Regions from separate parts of the Homo sapiens genome. Here all the other regions are linked to region 3. Evidence: chromatin contacts called from ENCODE Hi-C or POLR2A ChIA-PET data. All regions are on one chromosome and are shown on one strand. Each heading gives the region's core, a stretch centred on a gene start or an enhancer-like site at or near the end of the contact. The rest is flanking DNA. Distances are from core to core; before and after follow the strand shown.

Region 1 (4,319 bases), core at 1,319-3,818, 120 kb after region 3:
TAATTTTTGTTGAGACGTGCATGTGGGTATGTACATGGATATTTGGACTTGGAAGGTGTTTCAGTGTCTCCTGGCTTCTGTTGATTCGTGGAGAAGTCAGTGATTTACTGTTGCTTTTTAAAAAGGTTTAATGGATTTTCTTTGGATGCTTTTAAGATTTTACCTTTGATTTTCGTTGGTTTACCAAGATGCTTAGTTTCTTAGTTTCCTTGACTCAGCCTGCATGGGGTTCTTAGACAGTCTTTTTTAGAGTCTTGCTTTCTTGCCCAGGCAGGAGTGCAGAGGTTCGCTCTCAGCTCACTGTAACATCCATCTCTCAGGTTCAAGTGAGTCTCGTGTCTCGGCCTCCCAGGTAGCTTGGAGTACAGGCCTATGCTACCATGCCCGGCTAACTTATTTTATTATTTTTTTTTTGAGATGGAGTTTTGCTCTTGTTGCCCAGGCTGGAGTGCAATGGCGCTTTCTCGGCTCACTGCAACCTCCACCTCCTGGGTTCAAGAGATTCTCCTGCTTTAGCCTCTTCAGTAGCTGGCATTGTAGGCGTGAGCCCCCACACCCAGCTATTTTTTGTATTTTTAGTAGAGAGGAGGTTTCACCATGTTGGTCAGGTTGGTCTCAAACTCCTGACCTCAGGTGATCCACCCGCCTCGGCGTCCTCAAGTGCTGGGATTAGGCGTGAGCCACCGCGCCCAGCCTCTGAGTGCTTTTTATCATGAAGGGTGTTGGATCTTGTCAAAGGCCTTTTCTGCATCAATTTAAGTGATCACGTGATTTTCCCCTTTCATTCAATTAATGCATATTACGCTGATGGATTTTCTTGTTATTTCCTATAGCGCTTGGCATGCTGGGATAACTCCCACTTCATCATGGTGTATAATCCTTTTAATATGCTGTCGGGTTCAGTTTGCTAGTACTTTATTGAAGGTTTTTGCATCTATATTCATGAGAGATACTGGTTGGTAATTTTCTTCTGATGTTTTTATCTGGCTTTTGTATCAGGGTAATGCTGGCTTCCTAATCTGTATGTATCCATTTGTGATTTTTTAACATCACAAATTTAGATACTCAGCTCAGTAATTTTCAGTGTGTTCTTTTCTCATAAAAGTATTTCAGGAGGCAAGCTTTCCTCCAAACACTGCTTTCATTGTATTTTTTTTTTTTTTTTTTTTGAGATGGAGTCTTGCTCTTATGCTCAGACTAGAATGCAGTGGCATGATTTCTGCTCACTGCAACCTCTCCTGAGTTCAAGTGATTCTCCCTCCTCAGCCTCCCAAATAGCTGGGATTACAGGTGTCCACCACCATGCCTGGCTAATTTTTGTATTTTTAGTAAGAACAGGGTTTCACCATGTTGGCCAGGCTGGTCTCAAACTCCTGACCTCAACTGATCCACCTACCTCGGCTTCCTAAAGTGCTGAGATTACAGGTGTGAGCCACCACACCTGGCCTTTTTTATTGCAATTTGATACACACTTTATAGTTCTAAGTCTTTTTCATTTCCTCCCCTGTACAGTGCCTCGGCATGACCCACTTTATCCTGAGGGCACCTGCAGGCCAGGGGCAGGCACCCATTGCCCCAAAGCCCTGGAGCTGGGTCGGAAGCAGAGCAGAACCCTGGTGCTCACTTCCTGTTTTTTCCTTGCACAGCCGAGTTCACAGCCTTCTGCCTTGGGCCACAGCTCTAGCCTCCCCACGTAACCACAGGTTCCGATCTTTGCTTCTTCTCCCAGGTCTTCCTGTCTCTTGATGTTTCCCTCTAAAGATCCATCATGGGCTGGGAATGGTGGCTTACGCCTGTAATCCTAGCACTTTTGGGGGCCGAGGAGGGCAGATCATGAGGTCAGGAAATTGAGACCATCCTGGCCAACATGGTGAAACCCCATTGCTATTAAAATACAAAAATTAGCCAGGTGTGGTAGTGGGTGTCTGTAGTCCCAGCTACTCAGGAGGCTGAGGCAGGAGAATCGCTTGAACCCAGGAGGCAGAGGTTGCAGTGAGGCGAGATCTTGCCACTGCACTCCAGCCTGGTGACAGAGTGAGACTCCATCTAAAAAAAATCTATCATGGCTGGTCCTGGGGGGCAGCCAACATTCCACACTAACCCGGCATCTTGGCAGGAATGGAATGGGCTCCCTCCTGCATTTTCTACTTCACTGGCTTTCCTAATACCTTTCTCTGCCCGTGCACTGTCAGCCGTTCTGATGATGCGTCTAATAGGTTGGAATTAAGGTTATAGATGGAATTTAATTATAAGGACATGAAGAGAAATTAACTTGGAGAATGGATGTGTGAAGAGGGGAAAAGCAAAATGAGAGAGAGCTTGGGCACAGGAGTGGGATCCAAAGTCGACTATTAAAAATAGTATCAAGCCGGCCGGGCGCAGGGGCTCACACCTGTAATCCCAGCACTTTGGGAGGCAGAGGCAGGCGGATCATCTGAGGTCAGGAGTTCGAGTCCAGCCTGGCCAACATGGTGAAACCCCCATCTCTACCAAAAATACAAAAATTAGCCAGGCGTGGTGGCACATGCCTGTAATCCCAGCTACGCAGGAGGCAGAGGCACAAGAATTGCTTGAACCCAGGAGGCAAGAGGTTGCAATGAGCCAAGATGGTGCCACTGCACTCTTGCCTGGGCAACAGAGTGAGACTGTCTCAAAAAAAAAAAAAAAAGCAGAGGCGGGTGGATTGTTTGAGGCCAGGAGTTTGAGACTAGCCTGGGCAACATAGTGAGACTCCTTTAAAAAAAAGAAAAAGTAGCTGGGTGCAGCGGGTGGCACCTGTAATGTGCTGCTCAGGAGGCTGGGGCATGAGGATCACTTGAGCCCAGGAGTTCGAGGCTGCAGTGAGCTATGATCACACCACTGCACTGCAGCATGGGTGACAGAGCAAGACCCTGTCACCCTGTCTTTCTCTGTGTGTGTGTGTGTGTATTTTTTTTTCTTTTTTTGAGATGGAGTCTTACTCTGTTGCCCAGGCTGGAGTGCAGTGGTGCAATCTCAGCTCACTGCAACCTCTTCCTCCCAGGTTCAAGCAATTCTCCTGCCTCAGCCTCCTGAGTTGCTGGGATTACAGGTGCATGCCACCATGCCCAGCTAATTTTTGTATTTTTAGTGGAGACATGTATTTCACCATGTTGGTCAAGCTGGTCTCGAACTCCTGACCTCAGGCGATCCACCCACCTCGGCCTCCCAAAGTGCTGGGATTACAGGTGTGAGCCACCGCGCTGGGTGTCTCTATATATAATTAGAGCCACCGCGCCCAGTCTCTCTCTATATAATTAAGAGCCAGGTTTCTTAAGGAAACTCCCAGCTCAGTGAGGGAGAACTGCTCTTAAACACAGAGGAAATTACATGTATTTTATTATGTCAACAACCATCTACATACAAATAAATGTGAGGCGTAAGTAATATAAAAATGGAATAGCAAGCACAAACCTGGCTAAGGGACTTTTTCACTTGCTGGTGAAATCTGCGTCTGTCCCCCGCTCCACCCACCGGCCTCCCAAGAGTCTGAAAACCACCCGGTATAAGGCTGCCACCTGGTGGCCAATATGAAAACTGCATATAGCTATGCCTTACTGTTCCTAACCCAGCGTTGTTTCAAAGAAATACAAAAGAAATACAAGGCGAGCCAAATGGATGATTTTAAATTTTCTGGTAGCCCTACTGAAAAAGTAAAAAGAGGCCGGGCACGGTGGCTCACGCCTGTAATCCCAGCACCTTTGGGAGGCTGAGGCGGGCGGATCGCTTGAGCCCAGGAGTTCGAGACCAGTCTGGGCAACATAGTGAGACCCTCTTCTCTACAAAAAAAAAATGCAAAAATTAGCTGGGTGTGGTGGTGAGACCCTGTCTCTTAAAAAAAAAAAAAAAAAAAAGAGGGACTGGCGCGGTGGCTCACGCCTGTAATCCCAGCACTTTAGGGGGCCGAGACAGGCGGATCACGAGGTCAGGAGATGAGACCATCCTGGCTAACACGATGAAACCACGATGAAACCCCGTCTCTACTAAAAATACAAAACAATTAGCCGGGTGTGGTGGCGGGCACCTGTAGTCCCAGCTACTCAGGAGGCGGAGGCAGGAGAATAGCATGAACCCGGGAGGCGGAGCTTACAGTGAGCTGAGATCTCGCCACTGCACTCCAGCCTGGGCGACAGAGCAAGACTCCGTCTCAAAAAAAAAAAAAAAAGAAAAAAGAATTTTAATAATATATTTTATTTAACCCAATATATCTACATATTTCAACATGTAATCAGTATTTTAAAATTATTAATGATATATTTTACACTCTTACACTCTTTCAAACCTAGTGTGTAATTTGCACT
Region 2 (4,000 bases), core at 315-2,814, 100 kb after region 3:
GGTTGAGGTGAGCAGATCACTCGAGCACAGGATTTCGAGACCAGCCTGGACAACATAATAAGACCCCAGGTCGGGCATGGGGGCTCACGCCTGTAATCCCATCACTTTGGGAGGCTGAGGTGGGCGGATCACTGGAGGTTAGGAGTTCAAGACCAGCCTGACCAATATGGTGAAACCCCATCTCTATTAAAAATACAAAAATTAGCCAGGTGTGGTGATGCATGCCTGTAATCCCAGCTACTCAGTAGGCTGAGGCAGGAGAAATGCTTGAACCCAGGAGGCGGAGGTTGCAGTGAGCCAAGATCACGCCACTGCACTCCAGCCTGGGTGACAAGAGTGAAACTCTGTCTCAAAGAAAAGAAAAAAAAATAACAAAAAAAACCTCCATCTCTACAAAACAAAACAAGTTTTTAAACTTAGCGTGCCTGTAGCGCCAGCTACTCGGGAGGCTATAGTGGGAGGATCACTCGAGCCCTTGAGTTTGAGGCTGCAAACTCACACTACTGCACTCCAGCCTGGGTGACAGAGTGAGACCCTGTCTCAAAACCAAAACCAAAACCAAAACCAAAAACAGGATAGAATACCGTTCCATTGATGTAACCTTTTTGAAACCTTATGTATAGATGTATAAAAATATGTAGTACAATTGTATAAGCTCACACTGCAATTATTCATAGAAAGTTCAGAATCAAGCTCACATTCCAGAGAGGGAAGGAGGGAGAAAAGGGAAGCCTGAGTACAATCTGTTTTAGAAATATCTGAAGCAAATGTGCAAAAAGATTTGCTGAATTCTGACAGTAGATACAAGGATGTCATATTCTTTTCTGTATTTTCTTTTACTATTTCTCTTTTAAAAAATAGAAAACACGGCTGGGCACAGTAGCTCATGCCTGTAATCCCAGCACTTTGGGAGGCCGAGGCGGGGGCATCACCTGAGGTCAGGAGTTCAAGACCAGCCTGGCCAACGTGGTGAAAGCCCGTCTCTACTAAAAATTAGCCAGGGTTGGTGGTCCATGCCTGTAGTCCCAGCTGCTCGGGAAGCTGAGGCAGGAAGATCATTTGAACCCAGGAGATGGAGGTTGCAGTAAGTGGAGATTGCACCATTGCACTCCAGCCTCGGCAATAGGAGTGAAATTCTGTCTCGAAAAAAAAAAAAGAAAGAAAGGAAGAAAATGCTTGACAAGTACCCAGCACAATAAAAACCCCGGTGGAGGCCTTGGGAGGTCTCCTGGGGCCACACCTTACCCTGCACAAGGCACCCCCACCCCAGCCACTTCTGGAGCCTCAGACCATGGCAGAGACCAGCATCGTCCTTCCCACTCCTGGAGCAGGTTGTGTGGGCTCAGAAAGCCCCAGAATGCACCCTCTCCTGAGCCCTCAGGTTACCTGTGCTGGGGATGAGGCCCCAGGGGGCAGAGCAGGGGACTCAGATCCCCCTCTCAGCCAGGCTCAGGGCTCCCTCAGGACAGACCCCTCGGGCACCAGCACTCACCAAAGGCGGCCCCCACAAGGGAGAAGCAGGAGAGGAGCCAGAGGGAAGCCATGCCGCTGCCTCAGAAGGTGTGGGGCCTGCCAGCTGCGGGGCCCCTTTTACCACCTTGGGGGGGCAGGGAGCCCAGCCCCCCCCGCTCCCCCAGCCAGGGAGGCCTGAGCCCACCCTCCCTGTTACCCAGGGACCTTGGGCAATAAGTGGAGACAGAGCCCCGCCTGGCTCTCTACCAGACAACCCCAGTCCCTGGGAAAGGGGCAGCTGCGCTGACATCACCGGTCAGCCTTGGGGACATGATCCCACAGAGCCAGCTGTGAGCTGCAGTATCCCTGCCAGGAGACGGCACCAGGCTCTTCTGTTCCCAGAGGGGAAGTGGAGGCAGTTCCACCCCAGGGCTCGTGGAGGACCAGCTGCTGTCATGGAACCAGGTCTCCGGGAACTCAGGCTCTCAGTGAAGGGTGTTTCCGCCTAACACTGTCCTAGAAGCAAAGGGTGACTCAGGGCATCGTGGATTCTCCAGAGTGTCACTGCAAGTCACCAGTGAAGCCAAGCCACTTCTGACTGTGGCGAGGGTCTGGGTGACAAGGACCAACCCGCTGGTGGCCGTAACAGGTGGGCAAAGCCACTGACACGCGTCCCACCTGTGCTGTAGAACCCAACAGAATTCACTTTTTCTGCAATGACTCATGATATAAGGAACTAATCATTTCATAAAGTTTCAGTTTCTTACAAAATGGAACTTGGATTCCGCACCATAAAATGACACAGAAAACAAACTTTTTAAGATGGAGTCTCACTCTGTCACCCAGGCCGGAGTGCAGTGGCGCAATTTCAGCTCACTGCAGCCTCCTCTTCCCGGGTTCAACTGATTCTCCTGCCTCAGCCTCCCAAGTAGCTGGGATTACAGGTGCCCACCACACCCAGCTATTTTTTTTTTTTTTTGAGATGGGGTCTTGCTCTGCTGCCTAGGCTGGAGTGCAGTGGCACAATCTTGGCTCACTGCAGCCTCCACCTCCCAGGTTCAAGCAATTCTCCCACCTCAGCCTCTTGAGTAGCTGGGATTACAGGCATAGCACCAAACCTGGCTAATTTTTATATTTTTAGTAGAGACGGGGTTTCACCATGTTGGCCAGGCTGGTCCCAAACTCCTGATCTCGGGTGATCCACCTTCCTCGGCCTCCCAAAGTGCTGGGATTACAGGCGTTAGCCACCGCACTTGGCCAATTGTTGTATTTTTAGTAGAGACAGGGTTTTACCACGTTGGCCAGGCTCCTCTTGAGCTCCCGGCCTCAGGTGATCCTGTGGCCTTGGCCTCCTAAAGTGCTGAAATTACAGGCGTGAGTCACTGCGCCTGTCTGAAAATAAATTTTGAGGAAGCAGAAAAACTTTTTTCATTGTCACAAAACAAGGAGGAAAGACAGGTGTGGGTGACAGGTCGGTGACTGGGCAGAAAGTGAAGGCCAAGGGATCCTCAGCACCCTGTGGGCAGATATTCAGGGGACAGAGCCCGCAGCATCCCTGCCCTTATGGGCCTGAGACGCTCATGACAGACACACACGACACAGATGAGCATGTAATATAGTGACCACAGTCACCTGGGGCAAGGCTGGACAGGACAGGCTGTACTGCATTTCCGGACGATGAGGGTATGAAAGTAAGACACAGTGGGTGGATGGTGTTTCCATGGAAGGCCTTGGGCTCTGTGGTCAGCGGGCCAGGTCACCTTGGCATTTAGAATATCCCCTCCCCACTCCCACCGCTGCTGGAGAATGCACAACTATAAAGCAAAACTAAACTTATATACTAAAGAGAAAATTTCAAAAGTTCACATCACCATGTTACCCTTTTTTTTTCTTTTTCCCCTGAGACAGAGTCTTGCTCTGTCGCCTAGGCTGGAGTGCAGGGGTGTGACCTCAGCTCACTGCAACCTTTGCCTCCCAGGTTGAAGCGATTCTCCTGCCTCAGTCCCCCCAAGTAGCTGGGATTACAGGCGTCTGCCACCATGCCCAGCTAATTTTTGTATTTTTAGTAGAGATGGGGTTTTGCCATGTTGGCCAGGATGATCTCCAACTCCTGACCTCAAGCGATCCAGCCACCTCGGCCTCCGAAAGTGCTGGGATTACAGGCGTGAGCCAGCACACCAGGCTGATAGCTACAATTTAAAGAAACAGAAAATAACAAGTGTGGGATGTGGAAAAACTGGAACCCTCATACATTGCTGCTGGGAATGTAAAATGGTGAAGCTGCTATGCAAACAGTTCGGCATGGCTGGGCACAGTGGCTCACGCCTGGAATCTTGGCACTGTGGGAGGCCAAGGTGGGAGGATCACTTAAGCCAAGGAGTCCAACACCAGCCTGGGCAACAAAGTGAGACCCCATCTCTACAAAAAAATTTAAAAAAAACAACATTAGCTGGGCATGGTGGCGTGGTGGCATAGTCCCGGCTACTCAAGAGGATGAAGTAGGAGGATAACTTGAGCCTGGGAGATCGAGGCTGCAGTGAGCCGAGAT
Region 3 (3,809 bases), core at 1,292-3,791:
ACCCAAAATGCATGGGACCAGAAGTGTTTCCGATTTGGGATTTTTTTTTTTTTTAATATTTGTATTCTACTTAGTGGTTGAGCACCCCAAATCTGGAAATTCAAAATTCGAAATGCTCCTTTGAGTGTCATGTCAGTGCTCAAAATATTTTGGATTTTGGAACATTTTAGATTTCAGATTTTTGGGTTTAGGATGCTCAACTGTACCATATTTTTACTGTACCTTTTCTAGGTCTAGATGTGTTTAGACATAGATGCTTACCATTCTGTTACAGTTGCCTACAGTACTTAGTACAGTAACATGCTATACAGATTTGTAGCCTAGGAGCAATAAACTTTACCACACAATGTAAGCCTGTAGTAGGCTATACTATCTAGGTTTGTGTAAGTACACTCTGTGATGTTGGGCACAACAATGAAATCACCTAACACATTTCTCAGAACATAAGCAACACATGACTATAAATAAAAATTTATTAAGTGGGAGGGACAGGTTTCTACACTGACTGCAAAGCCACTGTACCCAAGTGCTTTAAAAACACAGATCCGAAATAGTGTTGGTGATATCTGGGACTTCACTTTACAAGCAATGCCCAGATATTCTAATATTCCTGTGTAAAGACTAGATTTCTGATTCTTCTTACAAAATGTATGCATGACCATCATGTAGAAAACAAATTAGGAAAGTTTAATAGGCTGGGCGCGGTGGCTCACGCCTGTAACCCCAGCACTTTGGGAGGCCGAGGCGGGTGGATCACAAGGTCAGGAGATCGAGACCATCCTGGCTAACACGGTGAAACCCCGTCTCTACTAAAATTACAGAAAAATTAGCCGGGTATGGTGGCGGGCGCCTGTAGTCCCAGCTACTCGGGAGGCTGAGGCAGGAGAATGGCATGAACCTGGGAAGTGGAGCTTGCCGTGAGCCAAGATCGCACGACTGCACTCCAGCCTGGGCGACAAAGCAAGACTTGGTCTCGAAAAAGAAAAAGAAAACAAATTAGGAAAGTTTAAATGTGTTTCCTATAGGAGGCTGTGATAGATACCAACTGAGAGATGTGTTGTTTCTTCTGGATGCTTATATATAATCTTAAATTTATGGTTTAAAGCAGGGGTGTCCAAGGGAGAGAATACAGTCATGAGTTCTTAGTTTCTGTTTCTGGTTGGGCCCATAAAGCCCCTTCCTCACCCCTCTTTTCCGCTTATCACTAGAGGCAGAAACTGAAAAACATGGCTTCAGGCTGGTAAAAGCCCAAAACAAAACAAAACAATAACAGAATAAGGCAGGTTGGACAAGCTTGGTTTAAAGTATTACCTGAGAGATAGGTAAATCTGTTGAGGCAGAAAGTAGATTAGTAGTTGCCAAGAGCTGGTGAGGGGAATGAAGAGTAACTGCTACTGGATATAAGGGGCTTTTTGGCAGGAGTGGCAATTTTCTAAAATGAGATTGTGGTAATGGATATACTAAAAACCACTGAGTTGTACCATTTTAAATAGGTGAAATCTTTAGAATGTGGATTACATCTCAGTAAAGCTATTATAAAAAGTATTAGCCAGGCTGGGCACTGTGGCTCACGCCTGTAATTCCAGCACTTTGGAATGCCGAGGTAGGAGGATCCCTTGAGCCCAGGAGTTCAGGATCAGGCTGAACAACATAGTGAGATCTTGTCTTGTAAAAATAATAATAATAATTTATTAAAATATTAAAGTATTAGCTGTTAGCTGAGCAAGGCATGATGGCGTGTGCCTGTGACTCCCAGCTACTCAGGAAGCTGAGGCAGGAGGTTCACTTGAGCCCAGGAGTTCAAAACCAGCAAGATCCCATCTCTTAAAAAAAAAATACTAGCTGAGAATAAGAAATAGTAAGTCATCAGATTTTCCAGCATTCTTCCAGAGTACAAGTACATTTAGTAGCTTATATTTGGGTTCTTGTTTCTCTTCATTCTTAGAGGGAAACTATTCCTTGGTGTGACTCAGGTCATGTTTTTGGATTTTGTTCTTTTATTTGCATGAGTCCCCCTCATTTCAGTTGTTTAATTCACATGAGACCATCAATGTCCCATATTCTGAGCCCCTTTCCTTCATCTGAACAGTGAGAACAATGAACACACTCATGCAATCCTTGCAGAGTCACCAGCTGAGCCTCACGGTGACTGGAAGGCCATAGCAAAGCCACTCGTCCCCCAGGAGAGGGTGTCAATCACACACTCTCACAGTCTGGGGTGAGGAGCCCTGGGTCAGAGGCCTTGCTCTCACAGCAGGGAGATCGTGATGCCAAGTTTCCCAAAGCAAATGGCTAATACACAGGGAAAAATCAAAGAATGGAAGGGTCTGCCCTACTTTAGTTGATTGCACTTGATTTTTTTCTTTTTTTTTTAACTAGTTTTCCTTCAAACAATCTGTTGGCAGAGCAGCCAACTTTGTTTCAGCAGACCTTCTTCGTTTGCCAGCCAGTTAACGCTAAAGCATCTTTTTCAAACTTTTTGGCCTTCAGTCATAGTTACACGTTTTACATTATGACCCAGTGTGAGTCATGGTCACATAAAAGCGCATGCTCCGAGGGGGTCTCAGAATGCAAAGAAACTGGACTTGTTTAAGGGTTCATACATCTCCTAGCAGTAGGGATGGGATGAACCTTGGAGGACAAACTACATTTCTGAATGAAAAGGCTGTTTTAGCAACCCCTGGCTAGCAGATTAAGGAAAGAAACTCTACTTACCGTTTTCTCTTGCTCTAGAGATGGAGGATGGGAATTCTTTTTGATGGTCAGTGATACCGTGGGTAAAAATCTTCCATTTGTTAAAGAGAAACAATGTTGTGGTTTACAGATGGCTCAGCTGTGGTTAGCCTCTATGAAAACCATTTCCTGCATGCAGTAAAAAGAAAGTTTTCTGCTTTCAGTATCAAACTACGTGGAAACGAATATTTCTTTGTTGAAATCCATTGTATTGCCTTAGCAAAGTGACACTTAGGGCTCATGCTTAAGTAACCCCATTCTTGTGATCACCCTTGTATAGATGATTGCTTCCTAAGGGCTCTTTAAATCCTGGGTTGTGAGGGGTGGCACCACAGGGGGAACGCTGATGATGCCATATCCCAGCTTTGTGAGGAGAAGTGGAAGCTGCCTCTGGAGGAAGAGGGGCAGGTTGGGATCTGAGCCTCATTAAGTTTTCCCATTGATATTAGTAGAATTGTGGCCTCTAGGAGGCCAGAGCTGCTACCCTGGCAACTGAGTGAGCAAACGATGTTGCGGATGCCACTGAGAAAGTAGATTTGGGAGTCAGGACCCTAGCAGGAGCGCTAAGTGCTGAAAAATGACCTTCACCACTTCAGTCTCGTGTAATGCAACGACCATAAAGCACGTTCCCCCCCAACCCCAGATGTAACTTTGAGGTGTCAAGGATCACAGCTGTGTCCAATGTCTATCTCCTCCTCATTTGGAATTTTGCATGCTTATTTAGTAGCAGTTAGAAGTTTGGGGCTGGGCGTGGTGGCTCACACCTGTAATCCCAGCACTTTGGGAGGCCGAGGTAGGTGGATTATAAGGTCAAGAGATCAAGACCATCCTGGCCAACATGGTGAAACCCCATCTCTACTAAAAATACAAAAATTAGCTGGGCATGGTGGCATGTGCCTGTAATCCCAGCTACTCAGGAGTCTGAGGCTGGAGAATCACTTGAACCCGGGAGGCAGAGGTTGCAGTGAGCCGAGATCGCTCCACTGCACTCCAGTCTGGCAACAGAAACTTCATCTCAAAAAAATAAATAAATAAAGTAAGTTTGGTATTGAGAGGGAGTAATTTTGCAAAATGTG

Evidence for each region. A loop is a pair of places that touch in the nucleus more often than their neighbours do. ChIA-PET counts read pairs that join two places held with the same protein, here RNA polymerase II (POLR2A). Pooled maps may share reads with other maps.
Region 1: a map with no recorded cell type shows a loop between it and region 3 (7-fold over the local background). The contact joins two enhancer-like sites. A Hi-C loop is called at or near these places in 5 of 37 single-sample maps with no recorded cell type and 6 of 50 pooled maps. POLR2A ChIA-PET finds 5 or more read pairs at or near these places in 4 of 52 experiments (GM12878, OCI-LY7, RWPE1 and 1 more).
Region 2: a loop to region 3 is called in a map with no recorded cell type, with 4 times the contacts of the local background. The contact joins the promoter of CTRB1 here to the enhancer-like site in region 3. A Hi-C loop is called at or near these places in 7 of 37 single-sample maps with no recorded cell type and 4 of 50 pooled maps. POLR2A ChIA-PET finds 5 or more read pairs at or near these places in 11 of 52 experiments (GM10248, GM12878, H1 and 7 more).

The regions. Positions count from the first base shown.
Region 1 is chr16:75,198,725-75,203,043 of GRCh38, reverse strand. No RefSeq gene overlaps it. Among named protein-coding and RNA genes, the nearest start is that of CTRB2, 6.3 kb to the left of the region's middle. RefSeq lists enhancers at 1,468-1,547, 3,399-3,693. Within about 2 kb of position 2,568, at least 4 of the 41 ENCODE cell types and tissues checked have a DNase peak (open chromatin) inside an H3K27ac peak, as active enhancers do.
Region 2 is chr16:75,216,552-75,220,551 of GRCh38, reverse strand. CTRB1 (chymotrypsinogen B1) reads right to left here and starts at 1,564. Exons shown (of 7, transcript NM_001906.6): 1 at 1,493-1,564. The coding sequence starts at 1,544. RefSeq lists an enhancer at 1,947-2,026.
Region 3 is chr16:75,319,008-75,322,816 of GRCh38, reverse strand. The region is part of intron 5 of CFDP1 (craniofacial development protein 1); the gene reads left to right. Among named protein-coding and RNA genes, the nearest start is that of BCAR1, 69 kb to the right of the region's middle. RefSeq lists an enhancer at 3,015-3,184. Within about 2 kb of position 2,541, at least 6 of the 41 ENCODE cell types and tissues checked have a DNase peak (open chromatin) inside an H3K27ac peak, as active enhancers do; they include GM12878 and IMR-90, where a contact is called at or near this core.